Regions from separate parts of the Homo sapiens genome. Here regions 2 and 3 are each linked to region 1. Evidence: read pairs that join two places in POLR2A ChIA-PET (ENCODE). Cell type or tissue: A673. All regions are shown on one strand. Region 1 overlaps KDM2B-DT (KDM2B divergent transcript). Region 2 overlaps KDM2B (lysine demethylase 2B). Region 3 overlaps LOC105370034 (a long non-coding RNA gene).

What was found. Peaks named below come from ENCODE experiments on the same cell type or tissue, not always from the same donor. Only the 100,000 strongest peaks of a DNase experiment are listed, where the experiment ranks them.
Region 2: POLR2A ChIA-PET joins it to region 1 with 15 read pairs; 8 of 35 experiments call an interaction of 5 or more read pairs at or near these places.
Region 3: POLR2A ChIA-PET joins it to region 1 with 14 read pairs; 15 of 35 experiments call an interaction of 5 or more read pairs at or near these places.

Annotation. Positions count from the first base shown.
Region 1 is chr12:121,586,725-121,594,724 of GRCh38, forward strand. It overlaps KDM2B-DT (KDM2B divergent transcript), which reads left to right. Exons shown (of 4, transcript NR_183427.1): 2 at 6,709-6,823. Among named protein-coding and RNA genes, the nearest start is that of KDM2B, 9.7 kb to the left of the region's middle. RefSeq lists enhancers at 4,234-5,049, 5,050-5,865. In A673, no CTCF peak of the experiment used is centred here; a DNase peak (open chromatin) is centred at 3,637.
Region 2 is chr12:121,458,991-121,466,990 of GRCh38, forward strand. The region is part of intron 12 of KDM2B (lysine demethylase 2B); the gene reads right to left. Among named protein-coding and RNA genes, the nearest start is that of MIR7107, 19 kb to the left of the region's middle. RefSeq lists a silencer at 7,677-7,726. In A673, no CTCF peak of the experiment used is centred here; no DNase peak of the experiment used is centred here; H3K4me3 peaks cover 1,168 bases; H3K27ac peaks cover 573 bases.
Region 3 is chr12:121,687,377-121,695,376 of GRCh38, forward strand. It overlaps LOC105370034 (a long non-coding RNA gene), which reads left to right. Exons shown (of 3, transcript XR_001749356.2): 2 at 1,692-1,895; 3 at 2,864-3,326. Among named protein-coding and RNA genes, the nearest start is that of TMEM120B, 21 kb to the right of the region's middle. RefSeq lists an enhancer at 1-578. In A673, no CTCF peak of the experiment used is centred here; a DNase peak (open chromatin) is centred at 3,995; H3K4me3 peaks cover 187 bases; H3K27ac peaks cover 383 bases.

The DNA.
Region 1 (8,000 bases):
GGGTTTTGCCATGTTGGCCAGGCTGGTCTCGAACTTCTGAGCTCAGGTGATCTGCCCGCCTCAGCCTCCCAAAGTGCTGGGATTACAGGCCTGAGGCACTGCGCCCAGCCTTATTTTCTTGTATTATTGTATCACAGAAATATACACACCAGCCAGGTGCTGTGGCTCATGCCTGTAATCCCACCACTTTGGAAGGCCAAGGTGGGCAGATCATTTGAGGTAAGGAGTTGGAGACCAGCCTGGTCAACATGATGAGACCCTGTCTCTACTAAAAATACAAAAATTAGCCAGGCATGGCGACACGCGCCTGTAATCCCACCTACTCAGGAGGCTGAGGCAGGAAAATTGCTTAAACCCGGGAGGCAGAGATTGCAGTGAGCCAAAATCATGCCACTGCACTCCAGCATGGGTGACTAAGCAAGTCTCCATCTCAAAAAAAAAAAAGAAAGAAAGAAAGAAATATACACACCATCTCTCATCTTGCCTTTCACTGACTATAATCTTGGACCCCTTTCCACGTGCTATCTGTAGAACTGCCATTCTAAAGTATTATTTAGGCTGGGCGCGGTGGCTCACGCCTGTAATCCCAACACTGGGAGGCTGAGGCAGGCGGATCACCTGAGGTCAAGAGTTGGAGACCAGCCTGGCCAACATGGTGAAACCCCGTCTCTACTAAAAATACCAAAAATTTGTTGGGCGTGGCGGCATGTGCCTGTAATCCCAGCTACTCGGGAGGTTAAGACAGGAGAATCGCTGGAACCCGGGAGTCAGAGGTTGCAGTGATCCGAGATCGCACCATTGCACCCCAGGGGCCTAGACAACAAGAGCGAAACTTCGTCTCAAAAAAAAAAAAAAAGAAAAGAAAAAGAAAAAAAGTATTATTTAAGTGTTACATAAATCTGAGTGTTGTGATAGAAAATTCGATTGGTTTTAAAAAGTCACAGAGTAAAGTGTATATTATGACCCATTTATGTCAAAACAAGCTATTTATAGTAATATTTGTATATATATATGTGTGCCCCCCCACCAAAAAAAAAAAAAGATAAGAAAGGCTTGGAGACTGGGCACGGTGGCTCACTCCTGTAATCCTAGCACTTTGGGAGGCTGAGGCAGATGGATCACCTGAGGTCAGGAGTTCGAGACCAGTCTGGCCAACATGGCGAAACCCTGTCTCTACTAAAGATACAAAAATTAGCTGGGCGTGGTGGCGCTCGCCTGTAATCCCAGCTACTTGAGAGGCTGAGGAAGGAGAATCGCTTGAACCTGGGAGGTAGAAGTTGCAATGAGCCGAGATCATGCCACTGCACTTCAGCCTGCCCAACGGGAGCAAGACTCCATCTCAAAAAAAAAAAAAAGAAAGGCTTGGAATTGCGCGGCAAACCACTACCTTTGATTCCCTCACAGGAGGGGAGAAAATTTTAACGGGGTTATATTTATATATTATTTGCGTCTTTAACAACAATTTTGACCTTTTACATTTGTCAAATATTTCAAACATAATGAAAGTTATAAAATAAATAAAGAGGGCCTAGTGCAGTGGCTCACGCGTATAATCCTAACATTTTGGGAGGCTCAGGCAGGCAGATCACCTGAGGTCAGGGGTTCGAGACCAGCCTGGGCACCATGGCAAAGCCCCGTCTCTACTAAAAATACACAAATTGGCCAGGTGTGGTTACATCTGTAATCTCAGCTACTCAGGAGGCTGAGGCAGGAGAATCGCTTGACTCAGGAGGCAGAGGTTGCAGTGACCCGAGATGGTGCCACTGCACTTCAGCCTGGGCAACAGAGTGAGACTCCCTCTCAAAAAAAATTAATAAAATAAATAAAGACTCGTGTATCCAGCATCCAGTGTTGGCAAATGTTAGAGATTTGCCATATTTGTATGAGTTTTGCAATTTAAAACAAATATTCTTTTTTTTTTTTTTTTTATGACGGAGACTCACTGTCGCCCAGGTTGGACTACAGTGACATGATCCCGGCTCACTGCAACCTCCACCTCCCGGGTTCAAGCGATTCTCTTGCCTCAGCCTCCTCCTGCCTCAGCCTCCGGAGTAGCTGGGATTACAGGCGTGTGCCACCATGCCCAGCTAATTTTGTATTTTTAGTAGAGACAGGGTTTCACCACATTAGCCAGGCTGATCTCGAACTCCTGACCTCAGGTAATCCGCCTGCCTCTGTCTCCCAAAGTGCTGGGATTACAGGCGTGAGCCAATGCGCCAGGCTCCTGAAACAAATATTCTTACTTGGGAAATAGTCTTAATCTGGGAGGATAACAGACCATACTATTTCTGTTAAAGTGATTGGGGTCTCCAGGCCGGGCGCGGTGGCTCACGCCTATAATCCTAGCACTTTGGGAGGCCGAGGCGGGTGGATCACCTGAGGTCAGGAGTTCAAGACCAGCCTGGCCAACATGGTGAAACCCTGTCTCTACTAAAAAAAAAATACAAAAAAATTAGCTCGGCATGGTGGCGGGCACCTGTAATCCCAGCTACTTCAGGAGGCTGAGACAGGAGAACCCCGTGAACCTGGGAGGCGGAGGTTGCAGTGAGCCGAGATTCTACCACTGTACTCCAGCCTGGGCGACAAGAGTGAAATTTTATCTCAAAAAAAAAAAAAAAAAGAAAAAAAAAAAAAGAACGTGATTGGGGTCTCCAAAGACCTTTTCTTTTTATTCCTCAGTCTTTTGTAGATTGAGTAAAAAGACTAAGGAAGACCAAAATGCATGCATATAGACTGTCAAGCCTTGGCCATTTGGGGAAGACTTCAGTTTCTCTCTAGAATTCTTCATTTTATTTATTTATTTAGAGACGGAGTCTTGCTCTGTCGCCCAGGCTGGAGTGCAATGCCACGATCTCGGCTCACTGCAACCTCCACCTGCCGGGTACAAGCTATTCTCCTGTCTCAGCCTCCTGAGTAGCTGGGATTACAGGTGCCCACCACCATGCCTGGCTCATTTTTGTGTTTTTAGTAGAGGCAGGGTTTCACCATGTTGGCCAGGCTGCTCTCGAACTCCAGACCTCAGGTGGATGCACCCGCCTCGGCCTCCCAAAGTGCTGGGACTACAGGCGTGTGCCACCGCGCCCAGCGAATTCTTCATTTTATAATCTGTCTCTTCCACTGTGAGGGTTGAAAGGAACACTGAATATAACAGGTGAGTTAATTAAGGGGTTAATGCCAGGAAGAGTCACGAAAGTTCAAAGATTCTTTAAAAAACTTGTCTTTTTAGGGCGGGCGCGGTGGCTCACGCCTGTAATCCCATCACTTTGGGAGGCCGAGGCGTGTGGATCACCTGAGGTCAGAAGTTTGAGACCAGCCTGGCCAACATGGTGAAACCCCCCCTCTACTAAAAATACAAAAATTAACCGGGCGTGGTGGCGCGTGCCTGTAATCACAGCTACTAGCGGGGCTGAGGCAGGAAGATCGCTTGTACCCGAGAGGCGGAGGTTGTGGTGAGCCGAGATCGCGCCACTGCACTCCAGCCTGGGCAACAGAGCGAGACTCTGTCTCAAAAAAACAAAAAAGAAAAAAAAGAAAAAAAAAAAAAAAAATTGCCTCTTTGGATTGATGGACAAGTACTTTAACCAATGGAAATAAAAATCTAAGCATTACTTCATCATACTCAATTGTGATTGGTTGACGATCCCCGAGGGAGGGCTCAGAGGGCTGGCAATTAACCCTTTCAGGGAAAATCAGGCCTTTTGCATTTATTTTATTTTAAAGTTGAAGTAGTAACAGATGAAAAGCCTACAAAAGTCCCCGGACTTTCAAATACCACATTTCAGTCTTAGCCCAGAAAGCAGGATTTCGCCCCACAAAGGAATAGTCAAGGACAAATTTCCTGGAGAAAAGTTTTGAACTTTTAGAACGGGGAATCCGCTGACCTCGCTGAGTAAGTGAGAAGGTTGATTCACTTTTTGTGCTGTTGGAACAGGGACCAGTGTTGGAGATGATTCCATTAATCTTGCGAAGTGATCAGTCACTGGGAGGATTGAATTGCATTTCCTGCCTAAAGATAGAGACAGATGACCTTTGCTGCAGCCCTCAGACCCCCAGTTCACAGCTGGGGAGAGGATGTGTCAGCGTTTACTTTCAGGTCTCACCCTGCCCTTTGTTCAAAATTCAGACTCTTTTGTGTTTAGGCTGCTGCTGGGGTTTTTGTAGTTGTTGATGCTGCTTTTTTTTTTTTTTTTTTTTTTTTTTTTATATAACCGCCCACATCCTGCAACTTCTGAGAAACAAACTCTCTATTTGGTAGAAGATAAAATCTGGAGGTGCCTCGGAGAGGGAACCAGAATAGACAGGGAATTCCGACAGGCCATTGGGCCTTTAGGCTTTAATTACTGCCCTCACCCCTTCCTGGACTCCCTAAATGCTGCAGGCTGAACTGGATGGAGCCAAAAGTCCAGCAAAATGAATAACAATGCTTCGTGTTTATATGGCTCTACTACAAGAAAGCTTTTACACACATTACCTCATGGAAGAGGCACTGCTAAAGCAGAAGTATTTACATAAATGAACATTCGCAGTTCCTAAATGTAGTCAGCTGCATGACCTAGGACAAAGTGTCCAAACTTAAGTCTCAGTTTTCTCATCTGTAAAATGGGGTCACATGAAAGTTACCAGAGGAGGCCGGGCGCAGTGGCTCACGCCTGTAATCCCAGCACTTTGGGAGGCTGAGGTGGGCGGATCACAAGGTCAGGAGATGGAGACCATCCTGGCGAACACGGTGAAACCCCATCTCTACAAAAAATTAGCAGGGCGTGGTGGCTGGCACCTGTAGTCCCAGCTACTCAGGAGGCTGAGGCAGGAGAATGGCGTGAACCCAGGAGGCGGAGCTTGCAGTGAGCCGAGATCTCGCCACTGCACTCCAGCCTGGGTGACAGAGCGAGACTCCATCTCAAAAAAAAAAAAGTTACCAGAGGGTCAAGGCGCGATGGCTCACACCTGTAATCCCAGCACTTTGGGAGGCCGAGGCAGGCAGATCCCCTGAAGTCAGGAGTTTGAGACCAACTTGGCCAACATGGGGAAGCCCCATCTCTACTAAAAACATAAAACTTAGCTGGGCATGGTGGCTCATGCCTGCAATCTCAGCTACTTGGGAGGCTGAGGCAAGAGAAATGCTTGAACCTGGGAGGCGGAGGTTGCAGAGCCTAGATCGTGCTACTGCACTCCAGCCTGGGTGACAGCAAGACTACGTCTCAAAAAAAGAAAGAAAGAAAGAAAGAAAGAAAAAGAAAAATAGGCCGGGCGAGGTGTCTCATGTCTGTAATTCCAGCACTTTGGGAGGCCAAGGCAGGCAGATCACCTGAGGTCGGGAGTTCGAGACAAGCCTGACTAACATGGAGAAACCCCGTCTCTACTGAAAATACAAAATTAGCCAGGCATGGTGGCGCATGCCTGCAATCCCAGCTACTTGGGAGGCTGAGGCAGGAGAATCGCTTGAACCCGAGAGGTGAAGGTTGCGGTGAGCCAAAATCACACCATTACACTCCAGCCTGAGCAACAAGAGCAAAACTCCATCTCAAAAAATAATAATAATAAAATAGTTACCCGACAATTGAATGAGCCAATGTTCTATAACAGGACTCAATAAATGGTGTGTCTTAATTAAAATGAGGTTGACCTCCTGGGCTCCAGAACGATGACAGCTAGCTGTGGATTGGGCAAATTTAGCTTTTCCCCAAGGGGAACGCCTTGGGGAAGCCTGCCTGGAATGTATGGATTGAGTCCCCTTGCTTGTACATCCTGTCCCTCACCAGACTCCAAAGTCTGACCGTGCTGAACTATTTTGAGTTCTTTGACTAAACCTGCTCTTTCCTCCTCTAGACCTTTGCATATGCCAGTCTATTCCCGCAGCCCTTCTTCCCTCCTGTTTCTCCTGGAATCTGCTTTGCTCTCTCTCTTTCCTGCCCCCTCCCAGTAATTACCACATCATCTTACTGTTGCCTGTGCCTTCACCAGACTGTAAGCCCTGGAGGGCAGTACCTGGTCTGTCTCATTCATGGATATAGCTCTAGCAAAGTGCCTGCATGTTCTCTAAAAATACTTGTGGTTTTTTTTTTATTATTTTATTTTTTTGAGACGGAGTCTCACTCTGTCGCCCAGGATGGAGTGCAGTGGTGCGACCTTGGCTCACTGCAACCTCTGCCTTGCCTCCGGAGTTCAAGCGATCCTCCTGCCTCGGCCTCCCAAGTAGCTGGGATTACAGGCACCCACCGCCACACCCAGGTAATATTTGTATTTTTAGTAGAGACGAGGTTTTGCCGTGTTGGCCAGGCTGGAAAACATACTTGTTGAATGGAAACCCAGCACCCCAATTCCTTCTCCCCAAATCCCAAAACTACTCACCCTTCTGGAAATCTCAAATAACTGCTGAAATTTTCTGTTTTCCTGGATAACCAAATTATAATACCCTTTACAGATGGTGTCCATGGCTTTTAACCCTCCTTGAAATGACATTCATTAATCCCACAACTATTTATTGAATGCCTCCTTGATTCACACAGAAAGCAACCTTAGGCAGGCACTGTGGCTCATACCTGTAATCCCAACAATTTGGGAGGTCAAAGCGGGTGGATCCCTTGAGCCCAGGAGTTAGAGACCAGCCTGGGCAACATGGTGAAACCCCATATCTACAAAACAAAAACAAAACACAGCAGCCTTGATAGGAAACTCTCCTCTTCATCCCGCGTCACCTATTCATGGCAGAGAGTGTGACGATCCCCCTGATGCGGCTGAGATGTTCTGAAATGAAGACGTTGGCTCTCATCCCCAGCCTGAAGAGAGAAAATTCTGAGATGGCTCCCTTACAGATTGAGAGCAGGTGAGTTTACCTCTACTCTCACGCAAAACTCTCATTCAGAACACCTGTCACAACTAATAGACTACTCACGTGTCCACAGTCTAACACCACTCAATAAAAGGAAAATTCCCCGTCTAATCCCAGCACTACAGGAGGCCAAGGCAGGAGGCTCACTTGAGAGCCCAGAAGTTTGAGAACAGCCTAGGCAACATAATTAGGCCCTGTCTCTGTTAAAAAAAAAAAAAAAAAAAAAGGAAAAGTCTCTGAGGAGTCTGAGGAGACCAACCTTGTTCGTCCTCTTCACTATTTTATTTATTTATTTATTTATTTATTTATTTATTTTGAGACAGAGTCTCGCTCTGTCGCCCAGGCTGGAGTGCAGTGGCACCAATCTCGGCTCACTGCAAGCTCCACCTCCCGGGTTCACGCCATTCTCCTGCCTCAGCCTCCCCAGTAGCTAGGACCACAGGCGCCCACCATCACACCCGGCTAATTTTTTGTATTTTTAGTACAGACGGGGTTTCACCGTGTTAGCCAAGTTGGTCTCGATCTCCTGACCTCGTGATCCACCCGCCTCAGCCTCCCAAAGTGCTGGGATTACAGGTGTGAGCCACTGCACCCGGCCTCTTCACTGTTTATTTTCAGGTCCTAGGACCCAGCTCATAAAACATACTCAACGAATGTTTGTTGAATGAATGAATTCCTCAACCTCCAAAACTATGTATATTTTCAGCTTGATCAACTATCCTTAAAGTGTACCTCTTTGAACAAGATACCGGCTGGGTGCGGTGGCTCATGCCTGTAATCCCAGCACTTTGGGAGGCCAAGGCAGGCAGATCACCTGAAGTCAGGAGTTTGAGACCAGCCTTGCCAACATGGTGAAACCCTATCTCTACTAAAAATACAAAAATTAGCCGGGCATTGTGGTGGGCACCTGTAGTCCCAGCTACTCAGGAGGCCGAGGCAGGAGAATCGCTTGAACCCGGAAGGTTAAGGTTGCAGTGAGCCGAGATGGCGCAGCTGCACTCCAGCCTGGGTGACAGAGTGAAACTGTGTCTCAAAAAAAAAAAAGTCCTGACACACTGGCTCACGCCTGTAATCCTAGCACTTTGGGAGGCCAAGACGAGCAGATTGCCTGAACTCAGGAGTTTGAGACCAGCCTGGGTAACATGGTGAAACCCCGTGTCTACTAAAACAC
Region 2 (8,000 bases), 130 kb before region 1:
CAGGAGATTCACTTGAACCCGGGAGGCAGAGGTTGTAGTGAGCCAAGATCACACCACTGCACTCCAGCCTGGCAACAGAGCGAGACTCTGCCTCAAAAAAAAAAAAAAAAAAGACACACACTTTCTGATTTCAAAACTCACTACAAAGCTACAATAAACAAGGCTGTGATGGTAGTGGCATAAAGACAGACCTATAGATCAATGAAACAGAATTGAGAGTCCAGAAATAAAGTCATATTTTGACCAAATGATTTTTAATAAGGATGCCAAGGCAATTCAGTTGGGTAAAGAATGGTCTTTTCAACGTATGGTGCTGGGACGAATAGCTATCCACAAGCAAAAGAACAAAGATAGACCCCTACCTCACACCACATATACAAATTAACTCAAAAATGGATCAAAGACCTAAACACACAGCTAAAATTATAAACCTCTTAGAAGAAAACACAAGTGTAAATCTTTATGACTTTGAATTAGGCAAGGGTTTCTCTGATATGACACCAAAAGCACAGGTGTCAAAAAAAAGATAAATTCGACTTCATCAAAATTAAAAACTTTTGCTGGGCATGGTGGCTCACGCCTGTGATCCCAGCAGTTTGGGAGGCCAAGGCGGGAGGATCACCTGAGGTTGGGAGTTGGAGACCAGCCTCACAAGCATGGAGAAACCCCATCTCTACTAAAAATACAAAATTAGCCAGGTGTGGTTGCACATGCCTGTAATCCCAGCTACTCAGGAGGCTGAGGCAAGAGAATCGCTTGAACCCAGGAGGCAGAGGTTGCAGTGAGCCAAGATCACACCATTGCACTCCAGCCTGGGCAACAAGAGTGAAACTCCATCTCAGAAAAAAAAAAAAAAACTTTGGTGCTTTAAAGGGCACTATCATGTGCAAAGGCCCACAGAATGGGAGAAAATATTTGTAAATCATGTATCTAGCAAGCAGTTAGTACTTAGAATATACAAAGAACTCCGACAACTCAATAATAAAGAGATGAATAGGTAATTTTTAAATGGGCAAAGGATTTAAATAGCTATTTCTCCAAAAAAGATCTACAAATGGCCAGTAAGCACATGAAAAGATGCTTAACATCACTAACTAATAAAGTATGTAATTTGCACTGGAGACTCATTCATTAACCCCCTAATTCACAAATCCACCAACCCAAGTGTTTCCTGGCTGTGAATTATGTATCTGATTTGATGCTAAGTGCTAGAACTACAGAAATGAGTAAAATGTGTCCCCTAGTCTGAAAGGCATTACACTCTGGAAAAAGAAAGACATGCAACCACATAAATGCAATGCAACATCATTATGATGACATTAAAAACTAACATCTAGGTTGAGGCAGGAGAATCACTTAAACCAGGAGGTGGAGGTTCCAGTAAGCCAAGATCGTGCCCCTGCACTCCAGTGGCAGAGCTGTTTTTGAGACAGGGTCTCGCTCTGTCACCCAGGCTGGAGTGCAGTGGCGTGATCTCAGCTAACCGCAGCCTCGACTTCCCAGGGCTCAGGTGATCCTCCCACGTCAGCCTCCTTAGTAGCCGAGATACAGGCATGTGCCACCACACCAGCTAATTTTTATTTTCTTTTTCTTTTTTTTGAGCGACGGAGTCCCACTATGTCACACAGGCTGGTCTCGATCTTCTGGGTTCAAGTGACCCGACCGACTTGGCCTCCCAAAGTGCTAGGATTACAGGTGTGAGCCATCGAACCTGGCCAAAAGGTAACACTTACTTAAGTGCTAGTCATTCATCAATATCTGTATCAACAATCTTTTTTGTTTTTCTGGTAGGGATGGGGTCTTGCTATGTAACCCAGGCTGGTCTTGGACTCCTAGCCTCAAGCAATCCTACCACCTCAGGCTCCCAAAGCTTTAGGATTACCGGCGTGAACCACCACACTCTGTATCAATAATCTATGAGGAAGGAATTACTATTATCTCCATCTACAAGTGAGGAAACTGAGACATGGCACAGTTAAGTCATCCGCCCGATGTCATACTATCAATGAATGAGAAAGCTGAGATACAGACCCAGGCAGTGGCTCTAAAGCCTGGACCCTGGCATGCTAACCCAGAAGAGATGCCTCATATCATGGATAAGGGAGGCTGGAAAAAGCGCCCCAGAACATAGGAGGTGGTGACTAAGGTGGGTCTTAGAGGGAGAACAGGACCCTGCGTGCCAGGGGTGGGAGTGGGGTTACGAAGTGGATATTCTAGGCAGAAGGAAGAACAAGAGAGAGATGTGAAACTGCGTGACACATTCAAGGAACTGCAAATAGCTCGACACAGCTGCTGGAAAACAGCTCTGAAGTGGCTGGAGCCTCATCCTGCAGGGCCTCATCTACCACAGTAGGGAACTGGACCCATCACAGTAAGTTAAAGGCTTCACAACATGACTGTATTCTGGCAACAGTGAGGGGAGTGGATATTTTTGGGGCAGTGGGCAAGACAAAAGACAGGGAGATCAGCTGAAGATGATGAAGGCAGGAGCAGAAGGAATGGAAGGAATGAAGAGGAGGGGATGATTCAGGAGATGCTCTAGAAGCAGACCCAGTTTTAGAAGACCCGGTGATTGGCTGAACATGGGGTATGCAAGCAGACTTCTGGAGGACTTTGAGGTTTCCGACTTGAGCAACAGAAGAACAAGGGGGCTCGGGAGAGGGGAAGAAACAAGGACTGCTGTGGGCATGCGGAATCCAAGGGGCCCATGGGACAGCCAAGGAAGGTGTTGCCCAGCAAGCAGGTGGAACCAGAGCTAAGGTACACACCTGGGAACCGACACTGCATAGGTGCTCAAACTAGTTAAGTCCGTGAGGATGTCCAGGGGGAATGGAAGAGTGAAAAGAGAACTCCAACAGTCCCTTCAAGACTGAAAACATTCAACCGGCAGGTGAGGAAAACCAACCTGCTGAGAAATGGCCAGAAAGGCCAGACAAGCAGTAGGAGGCTGTGGCATCACAAGAGCCAGGCAAGTTTCAAGAAGGGAGCAGTTACAAGTTTCAACTGTCAAGAGAAGTGAGAAAAACAGTAAAATGTAGCTATATGTTTTTACAATTAAGACAGTCCCAAGTTTTCTGCCAAAGTACTCCAAATAACATTACACGGACAGCCCCACAAGGGAAGGCCACAGGCCCCCCGATTTCTTTGTGCATGCTAATGTTGTACTGTATCGCACGACACAGCTGTATTTATCTCAGTATTATTCCTGTCCTCAAATCTGCAAGCATAATGGACAGCCCAGGAAAAGCTGGATTTTACCAGAGTGTTGCAGGCCCCTTAACACACGCCTGTAGACTCCAGGCTCTGGGTTTTTTAATATAGAGAGAGTAAGGAGCAAGAGACTAAAAACACAAGAACTACCAGAAAGCCCAGGGGATGGGAGGACCTCTGAAGAATCTGAGGAAAGCTAAAGACCTCTTCCTCCAAAAATGTATATAGGCACAAAGTAACAAAACTTTTGCATACATTTTCAAGAAGGATCAGAGGCCCCTGTCTTAAAATTTCACTTTTTTTTTTTTTTTGAGACGGAGTCTCGTACTGTTGCCTGGGCTAGAGTGCAGTGGCACAATCTCAGCTCACTGCAACCTCTGCCTCCCAGGTTCAAGCGATTCTCTTACCTCAGCCTCCCTAGTAGCTGGGATTACAGGCATCTGCCCCATGCCCAGCTAATTTTTTGTATTTTTAGTAGAGACGGGGTTTCACCATGTTGGCCAGGCTGGTCTCAAACTCCTGACCTTGTGATTCGCCCGTCTCAGCCTCCCAAAGTGTTGGGATTTCAGGCGTGAGCCACCGCGCCCGGCTGGCAAAATTTCACTGTTTAAGAAGCTATAGGCCAGGTGTGGTAGCTCACACCTGTAATGCCAGCACTTTGGGAGGCTGAGGCAGCAGATCGTTTGAGCCCAGGAGTTCGAGCCCAGCCTGGGCAACACAGCAAAATTGCATCTCTACAAAAAACACAAAAATTAGCCAGGTGTGATGGCACCTCTGCACTCCAGCCTGTGCAACAAAGTGAGACCCTGCCTCAGCAAAAAAAAAAAAAAAAGAGGCCAGGCGTGGTGGCTCACGCCTATAATCCCAGCACTTTGGGAGGCCAAGGCGGGTGGATCACAAGGTCAGGAGTTCGAGACCAGCCTGACCAACATGGTGAAACCCCGTCTCTACTAAAAATACAAAAATTAGCCAGCCATGGTGGCGCACACCTGTAGTCCTAGCCACTCAGGAGGCTGAGGCAGGAAAAATCGCTTGAACCCAGGAAGCAGAGATTGCAGTGAGCTGAGATCGCGTCACTGCACTCCAGCCTGGACAACAGAGCGAGACTCCGTCTCAAAAAAAAAAAAAGCACTAAGACAAATACCTAATGCATGTGGGGCTTAAAACCTAGATGATGGGTTGATAGGTACAGCAAACCACCATGCCACATGTATACCTATATAACAAGCCTGCACGTTCTGCACATGTATCCGAGAACTTAAAGTAAAATAAAATAGCTATAATTGGTAACAATGGTTCTATGACCACATAAATTTCTGAGAGATTTTCTTCTCCATAATTTCCTGATTTTTTCAACAAGCTGTAGCCATTTTTATTTTTATTTAAAAAAATTTTTTTGAGAAAGGGTCTTACTCTGTCACCCAAGCTGGAATGCAATGGGGCCATCACTACTCACTGCAGCTTCGAACTCCTGCGCTCAAGCAATTCTCCCACCTCAGCCTCCGAGTAGCTGGGACTACAGGTGCATGACACCATACCTGGCTAATTTTTGTACTTTTTTGTAGATGGGATTTCACCATGTTGCCCAGGCTGGTCCCAAACACCCGAGCTCAAGCCATCCACCTGCCTCAGCCTCCCATAAGTGCTGGGATAACCGGCATGAGCCACTGTACCCAGCCTGTAGTCATTTTTATAGAAAAAATAATAGAAGCTGTTTTCACATCAAGAGAAAAAAAAAAACTGGCCAGGCGCAGTGGCTCATGCCTGTAATCCCAACACTTTGGAAAGCCAAGACAGGAGGATCATTGAGGCCAGAAGTTCAAGACCAGCCTGGGCAACATATCAAGACCCCATCTCTATATAAATAAAAAATAAAAAAATTAGTAGCTGAGTGTGGTGATGCGTGCCTGTAGTCCTGGCTACTCAGGAGGCTGAGGCAGGAGGATCGCTTGAGCCCAGGAGTTCAAGACTGCAATGAGTTATAATCATATCACTGTACTCCAGCCTGCGTGACAGAGCAGGACCCTGACTCAAAACAAAAAACAAGATGGAACAAGAATTCTTCTAAAAGCCCTCCTTTAGGAGACACCTCTTCAACTTGGAAAGCAAGCTGAAGAATTTTCTGACACATTTTGTACTAGAGAAGCAAATGAAGTCTGTGGGAGAAGTTCCCGCCAAGGGTGCACACCGGCAAAGAGCACACAAGGGGTCTCCCGCCAACATGGCTCGCTCACCGCGGGCCCATCCCCTGTCTCCTGTCCCACAGGCTGTGACACTTGGGGAAACCCAGGCTGCTGAGGGAAGGCATGGGGCAGACAGGCCAGCGCAGCACGACAGGTCTCAGGTGGGGATGAGAAGTACACAGGCTCGGAAGGTGGAGCAGCCAAAACTCTGATGGGGTGGGCGTGAGGGCTACACCAACTACAGAGATGGACGGGGCAGCAGCAGCCTCCCACCAGGGCCTCCCTCCGACGGGTCCTTTCATCCAGCAGGTGGGCAAGTCTACTTGTTCATCCACACTCCAGGACTTGGCAACCTCTCCTCATGAAGGATCTTCTCCTTTGGTGCCAAACCCATTCAGCAGGGTGGGACAGAGGTACAGAGAAACTTCGAGAAGAGCTGGGTCTGGAGCCTGCAAGCTGGAGACTCCAGAGACCCTCGCTGTGCTTTGGAAGATGCAAATGCTTTCGAGGTCCTCAGAGGAAGCCACTCTTCTCAGGCTCAGGCTGAGAAAACTGTTGAGGAAAGCATGCAGGGAGGCAAGGAGAGTGTCCCCCAACTACGGGGTACCTTAGCTGACAAACACCTTCTCTGTTGGGACTACGAGACAAGCCTGCCCCCCACTGCCCTGGCTTAGATGTCGTCTCCCTCAGTGCACTGAGTGGGAAAAAAAAATCATCTTAAAGTTAACAATACAACCTCAAGTCGTTGCTAAGGACTCCACAAGTGCCACAATCGGCTTGACCAATGTGAGAAGGAGGAAGAAAAAATTTGGCTACAGTGAATACAGGTTTGTTTGTTTTTGTTTTTGTTTTTGTTTTTTTGAGACAGAGTCTCACTCTCGTCGCTCAGGCTGGAGTGCAGTGGCACGATCTCGGCTCATTGCAACCGCAACCTCCGCCTCCTGGGTTCAAGCGATTCTCCTGCCTCAGCCTCCTGATTAGCTGGGATTAAAGGCACCGGCCACCACGCCGGGCTCACTTTTGTATTTTTAGTAGAGACAGGGTTTCACCATGTTGGCCAGGCTGGTCTCGAACTCCTGAGCTCAAGTGATCCACCCGCGTTGGCCTCCCAAAGTGCTGGGATTACAGGTGTGAGCCACCGCGCACGGCCTACAGGTCCTCTCTTAACAGAAGTTTCTCTCAGGAGTGGCAGGACCCGAAAACATGTTTTTAAGCCCAGAGACACAATAAGTCTTGCAGTGTCAAAGATTGTATCTACAGGCCATAGGGTATGACCAAATTTAAAAAACAAACAAAAATCAGCTAACAGGAACCCCAATCCTGAAACACCAAAGCTCAGTGGAGACATCAAAGCCCAGCTGACACAGAATACTGACATCCTACGAATGAATGACCAAATGCCCCAGAAATGGCAAACTGTCGCAGGATTAAGTAGACTCCAAACTGAAATGAAAATGTTCAAAGCAGGAATTGAAGTGTGATCTATGGAACAAGACTTTGAGAGCCATTCACACGTAGGGCTACTGACTTAATAAAAGTTCAAGCCAAAAGCACTTGAATCGTCCCTGGGTTAATCCAATCCGAAAGAGCCGTGAGATTCCTAACACCTCAAAACGCACACGTGCCTGAAAATTCTCCAACAAAGCTGAGAAAATAAAAATCAACTGCCTGTTAGGTAAAACCACTTAATACTACGTATAATACGATTTAAGCGCAGCCTATAGAGCACTTCCTCAATTGCACCTAATGATGAAAAAAAAAAAAAGTTACCACATTTTGGCTGGGTCATTCCACAACACCTTTATCCCACCAGGATTATAAATAAGCGTTTTATGCACCCAAGTCCGTCCAATGCCACATGCTAACTCAATCCATCCCATTCTTAATTCCTCGGACAGGTCTACCTGGCCTGCGTCCTGTTCCAAGTATTATTTTGCAGATTATACTTCGTAAAACCTCAACTTTTTTCGCCTTCTTCCTAAACACGAACCTTCCCGGAGTAAATTCACGCCGTAAACACACCCAGGGCTTTGTTTTACACACAGATTTCTCCCCCTGGTCCCGAGAGAGGTTGCTTTTCCTTCTGAATCCACCGAGGCCAACTCCTGCCATCTGGGGTCGCGGCTTCCTCCGCCGCCGCCGCCGCTGCCGCCGTGCGGATTCGCCCGGGTTCCGGGTGGCCCGCGCCGGCCCGCGGCTCGCACCCCTTCCTGTCTCCGTCTGCCCACGGCGGGCGGCGGGCGCGCGGCGCCCAGACAAAAGCTCGGGCCGTCGGGCCCACGGGCCCCGGGAGCGCTCCAGCCCCGAAGCCGAGGGTCCTGGCACAACTTTGCGAACGCAGAGGCAGGAGGTGCCGGCGCCCGCGGGGTCCGGGTGCTCCCGGGGCAGCCGGCACGCGCGTGGGCCGCGGGCGAGGGCGCCGGGGGAGGGCGCGGCGCGCCCCGCGGCCGCCGGCAACTTGCCCCGGGCCGTGGCCGGCGCCCGGCAGGCCCGCCCGACGGCGAGGCCCGGCGGCCCACATTGTCCCCGCGGTGCCCGATGGCCCCCAGTGCGCTCGCTCGGCCGCACACGCCCCCTGCCCGGGCCGGCTGCGGGCCTGCCGCGCTC
Region 3 (8,000 bases), 100 kb after region 1:
TCACACCTGTAATCCCAGCACTTTGGGAGGCCGAGGCGGGTGGATCACCTGAGGTCAGGAGTTCGAGACCAGTCTGGCCAACATGGTGAAACCCCGTCTCTGCCGAAACAAAATACAAAAATTAGCTGGGCATGGTGGCGGGCGCCTGTAATCCTAGCTACTCGAGAGGCTGAGGCAGGAGAACCTCTTGAACCCAGGAGGTGGAGGTTGCAGTGAGCTGAGATTGCACCATTGCACTCCAGCCTGGGTGACAAGAGTGAAACTCTGTCTAAAAAAAAAAAAAGAATCAGCCGGGCGCGGTGGCTCACGCCTGTAAACCCAGCACTTTGGGAGGCTGAGGCAGGTAGATCACCCGAGGTCGGGAGTTGGAGACAAGCCTGACCAACATGGAGAAACCCTGTCTCTACTAAAAATACAAAATTAGCCCGGCATGGTGGCTCATGCCTGTAATCCCAGCTACTCGGGAGGCTGAGGCAGGAGAATCTCTTGAACCCAGGAGGCAGAGGTTGTGGTGAGCCGAGATCGCGCCACTGCAGCCATTGCACTCTGGCCTGGGCAACAAGAGCGAAACTCTGTCTCAAAAAAAAAAATGGTAATAATAAAATTTTTAAAAAGAGCCCTAAACCAAGAATGGACCTGCTTTGAAAAGAATGAACTGCTTCGTATGTCCCTCATAAAAAGCATAGAAAAGTAATGAAAAAGCAACATGGAAACCCTTAAATGGACTCAAAATCTACACCTAGTTAATATGATGTTCCCTGCATTCAGAAGGGCCTTGTGCTTGGGTTAATACCCTCCTGTTGCTATTTCAAAATTCTTTTTTTTTTTTTTTGGAGTCTCCCTCTGTTGCCCAGCCTGGAGTTCAGTAATGTGATCATGGCTCACTGCAACCTCCACCTCCCAGGTTCAACTGATTCTCCCACCTCAGCCTCCCGAGTAGCTGGGATTACGTGCGTGTGCCACTATGCCCGGCTAATTTTTAATTTTTAGTAGAAATGGGGTTTCATCATGTTGGCCAGGCTGGTCTTGAACACCTGACCTTAGGCTTCCTGACCTGATCCACCCCCCTCGGCCTCCCAAAGTGCTGGGATTACAGGTGTGTGCCCTTGCGCCCGGCCCATTTTCAAATTCTTCATAATTTTTTTTTTTTTTTGAGACATGGTCTCCCTCTGTTGCCCAGGCTTGAGTGCAGTGGTGCGATCACAGCTCACTGTAGCCTTGACTTTTTAGACAAGCGATCCTCCTGCCTCAGCCTCCTGAGTAGGTGGGACCACAGGCGTGTGCCACTATGCCCGCTAATTTTTTATTTTTATAGAGATGGGGTCTCGCTATCTTGCCTAGGCTGGCCTTGAACTCCTGGGCTCAAGCGATCCTCCTGCTTCAGCCTCCCAAAGTGCTGGGATTACAGGTATCAGCCACTGTATGCAGCCCCCTGCTCTTAAATAGAGCCTCATGAGAGAAACAGTCCCCTTCCCAGCTGTGGACATAGTTACGTGAGGATGTGATAGAGGCTGTGACATGCTGAGAAATACAGCCAACCTGCTGCAGATGGCAGAGAAAAAGAACTTGACCCTTAATGACATTCCTGAGCCATTCACAACACTGTAAGGTCATTGGACCCATTGTTCTGTGACATAGTAAATTTTCCTTATTGGTTAAGCACTTTTGGTTACATTTCCTTTTACTTGCAGGTTGGCTGATTGTGGAGGCTAAAGCAACTCTACCTTGCCAGCTTATCCACCATGTGGACTTCTAATTAATCTCAGTTGCCGGAATGCCTCTAAGATTTCTACGTTATCTACTGTGAAGAGCAAGTAATTACTGCAAATCCTGCCCTTGGGTCAAAACAACCTTGATGACATATTCCTTCTGAAGCACATATACTCTTTCCCTAGGTATATAAGCCTTGGGTCTGGGGGCTAACGGTGCAGGGATCCATCATCTCACAGCCACCCAAGACATGGCTTTTGTTCAAAAATCCCTATTAAATGTTTCATTCTGAGACTGGGTGGGTGGCTCACGCCTGTAATCCTAGTGCTTTGGGAGGCCAAGACAGGAGGAATGCTTGAGGCCAGGAGTTTGAGAGCAACCTGGACAAAGTGGTGAGACCTCATTGCTACAAAAAAATGGAAAACCTTAACCAAGTGTGCTGCGGTGCACCTATAGTCCCAGCTACTCAGGAAGCTGAGGCAGGAGCATTGCTTGAGCCCAGAAGTCTGAGGCTACAGTGAGCCATGATTGTGCCACTGCACTCCAGCCTGGGCAACAGAGCAAGACTCTGTCTCTAAAAAACAAAAAAGTTTCTTTCTGAGAAACCAGGTTTGTCAGCTTCCTTCAGCTCTCAGCCCTTGCAGGTAGGTTTGCTCATGGTAGAACACTGATACGTCACCCCCAAGCTATCCCAAGAAACCATGGTCACTGGCTTGGTAATGTGTTAGCTTGGCTAGTTGAATTGCATTTCCCAGAATTCCTTTTTCTATGTTTTTCTGGTTGGGTGGGCCATAAAGGGCAATTTTCTGTGGCATGAGATTTGGTGTGTGGAAGTAGAGCAGCAGCCATACTCTTACTGATGCCTGGAAGGCCGGGGCAGAGTCACCAGCCACTTCTGCATCTCCTGAACATTGTCCTTTACCTGCCTGCGGTGGGTCCACCTGCCCCTGGATCCTTGTTTGGCTGCTGTGACCCCTGAGCCAGCTCCCTGCCTAAGGGCACCAGTGTTTCCTGCAGGACACCCATGCCATCAAAGTTGGGGACAATGAGGACTGACCTAGGTTTCAGTCTGTGCTTGTAGATTTCAGCTCTTGCTCATGGGTTCCAGATCGTTCTTGCTCTTCCCTACTTTACATCCATCTTCTGTTCTCAGCTGCCTGCCCTGCAGACTTCAGGCTCCAGCATCAGACACAGAGACCCAGCGTTATGGAGACTGTCTAACCAGATCTCACAATTGTGGAAGATCCCAACTCCTACAGAAATCTCTTAAAAACCACGTGTGGCTGGGCACAGTGGCTCATGTATGTAATTCCAGCACTTTGGGAGGCTGAGGTGAGTGGATCTCTTGAGCCCAGGAGTTTGAGACCAGCCTGGAGCAACATGGTGAAACTGTGTCTCTACAAAAGATACAAAAATTAGCTGGGCATGGTGGCATGCGCCTGTAGTCCCAGCTACTCAGGAGGCTGAGGTGGGAGGGTGACTTGAGCCCAGGAATTGAAGGCTGTAGTGAGCTGTGATTGTGCCCCTGCACTCCAGCTGGGGTGACAGAGCGAGACCCTGTCTCAAAAACAACCCCTCCCCCAAAAAAGTCACCTGGATGAGGCCAGGCGCGGTGGCTCATGCCTGTAATCCCAACACTTTGGGAGGCTGAGGCGGGCGGATCACGAGGTTAGGAAATCGAGACCATCATGGCTAACATGGTGAAACCCCGTCTCTACTAAAAATACACAAAATTAGCCGGGCGTGGTGGCGGGCACCTGTAGTCCCAGCTACTCAGGAGGCTGAGGCAGGAAAATGGCGTGAACCCGGGAGGCGGAGCTTGCAGTGAGCTGAGATTGCACCACTGCACTCCAGCCTGGGCGACAGAGCAAGACTCTGTCTCAAAAAAAAAAAAAAAAAAAAAAGTCACCTGGATGAAGCCTGTGCAGCCATTTCAGCCAAAGATGCTACTGGAGATGATGCCCAACACAAAGAGAGGGCAGAAATACCCCAGCTTCCCCTCCTGCCTTCCAGCCTCCCACCAGTGCCTTCCATTGACTGAGCCCAGCAGGAAGGCTGGAAAGCTCAGTCTGCGTGTTCATCACCTTGGGAAACGGAGCAGAGCAGGCGGAAGGGTAAGGAGGGGATCGGATGTCATTCAGGCAAATGACAAGTACACTAAATATTCACCCACTCGATACATATTTATTGAGTGCCGGGAGCCACGCTAAGTGCTGAGGCTACTGCCTTGCTCAAAGCAGACAAAGTCCCGTGGTTGGAGATTGGAATTGTTTTAGGATGCCAGTGAGAAGCCTAAACCGCAGGAAGACACACGGTCTCAACCACATGCTATAGCAATTACTTATATATAACATTTCCCTAACCAGACAACATGCTGGCATTGGCAGATGTTAAATGAACCAAACTGAAATACAATACACTTCTCAATTTAACCCCTCTCCAGAAAGAAGCACATGAATTTGGCAGCTCCTTTAAAGATGCTAATAAGTTTGAAACATCCTTTCTATTGCCTCATGGCTCTATCACGGGAAGTACTTACAGTTTTGGAGTTACCGTTCATCTAAATTCTTTGATATAATTACATTGCTAGGACACTTTTTTTTTTTTTTTTGAGTTGGAGTCTCGCTCTGTTGCCCAGGCTGGAGTGCAGTGGCACGATCTCGGCTCACTGCAACCTCTGCCTCCTGAGTTCAAGCGATTCTCCTGCCTCAGCCTCCCAAGTAGCTGGGACTACAGGCGCCACCATCACGCCTGGTTAATTTTTTGTATTTTTAGTAGAGACAAGGTTTCACTATGTTGGCCAGGCTGTTCTTGAACTCCTGACCTCAGGTGATCTGCCCGCTTCAGCCTTCTAAAGTACTGAGATTACAGGTGTGAGCCATCATGCCCGGCGTTTTTTTTTTTTCAGTCTCACTCTGTTGCCCAGGCTGCAGTGCAGTGGCACGATCTCGGCTCACTACAACCTCCGCCTCCTGGGTTCAAGCAATTCTCCTGCCTTAGCTTCCCAAGTAGCTGGGATTACAGGCGCCCACCACCACACCCGGCTAATTTTTGTATTTTTAGTAGAGACAGGGTTTCACCATGTTGGCCAGGCTGGTCTTGAACTCCTGACCTTAAGTGATCCATCCGCTTCATCCTCCCAAAGGCATGAGCCGTCCTGTCCGGCCATGATATATTCGTTTTTTGTTTTGTTTTTGTTTTTTTTTTTTGAAACGGAGTTTCACTCTTGTTGCCCAGGCTAGAGTGCAGTGGCACAATCTCCGCTCACTGCAACCTCCGCCTCCTGGGTTCAAGTGATTCTCCTGCCTCAACCTCCCAAGTAGCTGGGATTACAGGAGCCCACCACTATGCCTGGCTAATTTTTTTGTATTTTTAGTAAAAACGGGGTTTTACCATGTTGGCCAGGCTGGTCTCAAACTCCTGACCTCAGGTGATCCTCCCGCCTCAGCCTCCCAAAGTGCTGGGATTACAGGCATGAGCCACTGCACCCCGCCATATTAGTTTTTTTTGTTGTTGTTGTTGTTTTTAAGACACAGGCTCTTGCTATGTTGTCCAGGCTGGCCTCAAACTCCTGGGCTGAAGCTGTCCTCCTGCCTCAGCCTCCAGAGTGGCTGAGATGACAAAGATGCATGCACCAGGGCACACTTATCATGTAAATTATTTGGGGTGGATCATGCCAGTTCCTAAATCAAATAATTAACTGGTTTTCCTTAATCTAGAGACAGTAACAAATAATGTGGATCTCATTCATCACTCAAGATGTTAGGCGCTATGGCTGGGTTCTGTGGCTCACGCCTGTCATCCCAGTGCTTTGGGAGGCTGAGGTGGGAGGATGGCTTGAACCCAGGAGGCCAAGGCTGCAGTGAGCCATGATGGTGCCACTGCACTACAGCCTGGGCAACAGAGCAAGACCCTGTCTTTCTTTCTTTTCTTTCTTTCTTTTTTTTTTTTTTTTTTTGAGACAGAGTTTTGGTCTGTCACCCAGGCTGGAGTACAGTGGTCTGATCTTGGCTCACTGCAGCCTCCACCTCGTGGGTTCAAGTGATTCTGCTGCCTCAGCCTCCCAAGTAGCTGGGACCACAAGCGCGTGCCACCACGCCTGGTTAATTTTTTTGTTGTATTTTTTGTAGAGATGGAGTTACACCATGTTGGCTGGGCAGATGTCAAACTCAAGTGACCTCAAGTGATTTGCCTGCCTTGGCCTCCCAAAGTGCTGGGATTACAGGCAAGAGCCATGGCGCCCAGCCATATCTCACCTCCTAAAATAAAACAAAATCAACCAGGCAGGATGGCACACACTTGTAGTTCAGCTCCTCAGGAGGCTGCATTGAAAGGATTGCTTGAGCTCGGGAGATCAAGGCTGCTCTGAGCTGTGATTATGCCGTGGCACTCTAGACAGGGCAACAGAAAAAAAAAAAAAAAGAATGTCACAGCAGCGAAATGAATGAATTATAGTCACATGTAACAATGGCTGAGTCTAATATGGAGCTATAATACCAACTACAGGAAGACAGATAGACATGTATATATATATGTGTGTGTGTGTGTGTGTGTGTGTATAATTTATATTAATAATTATGTTCAGCCAGGTGCTGTGGCTCACGCCTATAATCTCAGCACTTTGGAAGGCTGAGGCGGGCAGATCATCTGAGGTCAGGAGTTCGAGACCAGCCTGGTCAACATGGTGAAACCCTGTCTCTACTAAAAATACAAAAATTGGCGTGGTGGCATGCGCTTGTAATTCCAGCTACTCAGGAGGCTGAGGCAGGAGAATCACTTGAACCCAGGAGGTGGAGGTTGCAGTGAACTGAGATGGCACCATTGCACTCCAGCCTAGGCAACAGAGCAAGACTCCATCTCAAAAAATAAATAAATAAATAAATAAAAATAATTATGTTCATACATAACTTTAAAAATAAAAGATCCAAACCAGGAAAAATAAATATAAGTGGTAAAACTACAAAGAAAAGCAACTAAATTACCAGAAAAGCAAGGCTGTGGTTACGTCTGGGGGAAAGAAGGAGGCCAAGGCTGAGAGTCTGCATGTTCCAGGATTCTGGGCTCTGGCAGTGATTAATTTCATGACCTGGGTGGTATGTACCTAGGTGTTCAGCTTACTATTACTTGACAAACTGTACATAATGGTTTTTGTGCTTTCCTCTATGCTTATTTCGTGAGAAAATATAAATGTAAAAAAAAGCTGACAAAAGCAAGTCTCAGCACATTGTTGTTTTAAATGTAATAGATTAGTATACAATTTATTTACAAGATGAACAGTACACAACATAATGAGATATAAAAGAACATAAATTGAACTAGAATGATATACCCCAAGTTCACAATAGTGGTTGCTTCTGGAGAGTGAGAAAGTGGGGATTAATGTATAATTATATGCCAGGTGCAGTAGCTCACACCTGTAATCCCAGCACTTTGGGAGGCCAAGACAGGAGGATCGCTTTGAGACCAGCCTGGTCAACATACTGAGACTGCCATCTCTACAGAAAATGTAAAAAATTAGCCGGGTGTGGTGGCATGCACTTGTAGTCCCAGCTACTCGAGAAGTTGAGGTAAAAGGATCACTTGAGCCTGGGAGGTCAAGGATACAGTGAACTGAGATCACATCACCGTGCTCTAGCCTGGGCGACAGAGACAGACCTTGTCTCAAATAAATAAATAAATTAAATATTTTTTAAAAGGCCAGGCCTGGTGGCTCACGCCTGTAATTCCCAGCACTTTGGGAGACCGAGGTGGGCAGATCACGAGGTCAATAGATCGAGACCATCCTGGCCAAAATGGTGAAACCCCATCTCTACTAAAGATACAAAAATTAGCTGGGCATGGTGGCTTACACCTGTAGTCCCAGCTATTCAGGAGGCTGAGGCACAAGAATCACTTGAACCTGGGAGGCGGAGGTTGCAGTGAGCCGAGATCGTGCCACTGCACTCCAGCCTGGGTGACAGAGTGAGATTCTGTCTCAAAAAAAGAAAAAAAGAGGCCAGGTGCGGTGGCTCATGCCTGTAATCCCAGCACTTTGGGAGGCCGAGGCGGGTGGATCATGCGGTCAGGAGATCGAGACCATCCTGGCTGACATGGCGAAACCCCATCTCTACTAAAAATATAAAAAATTAGCCAGGCGTGGTGGTGGGCGCCTGTAGTCCCAGCTACTTGGGAGGCTGAGGCAGGAGAATGGTGCGAACCTGGGAGGCGGAGCTTGCAGTGAGCCGAGATCGCACCACTGCACTTCAGCCTGGATGACAGAGCAAGACTCCGTCTCAAAAAAAAAAAAATAT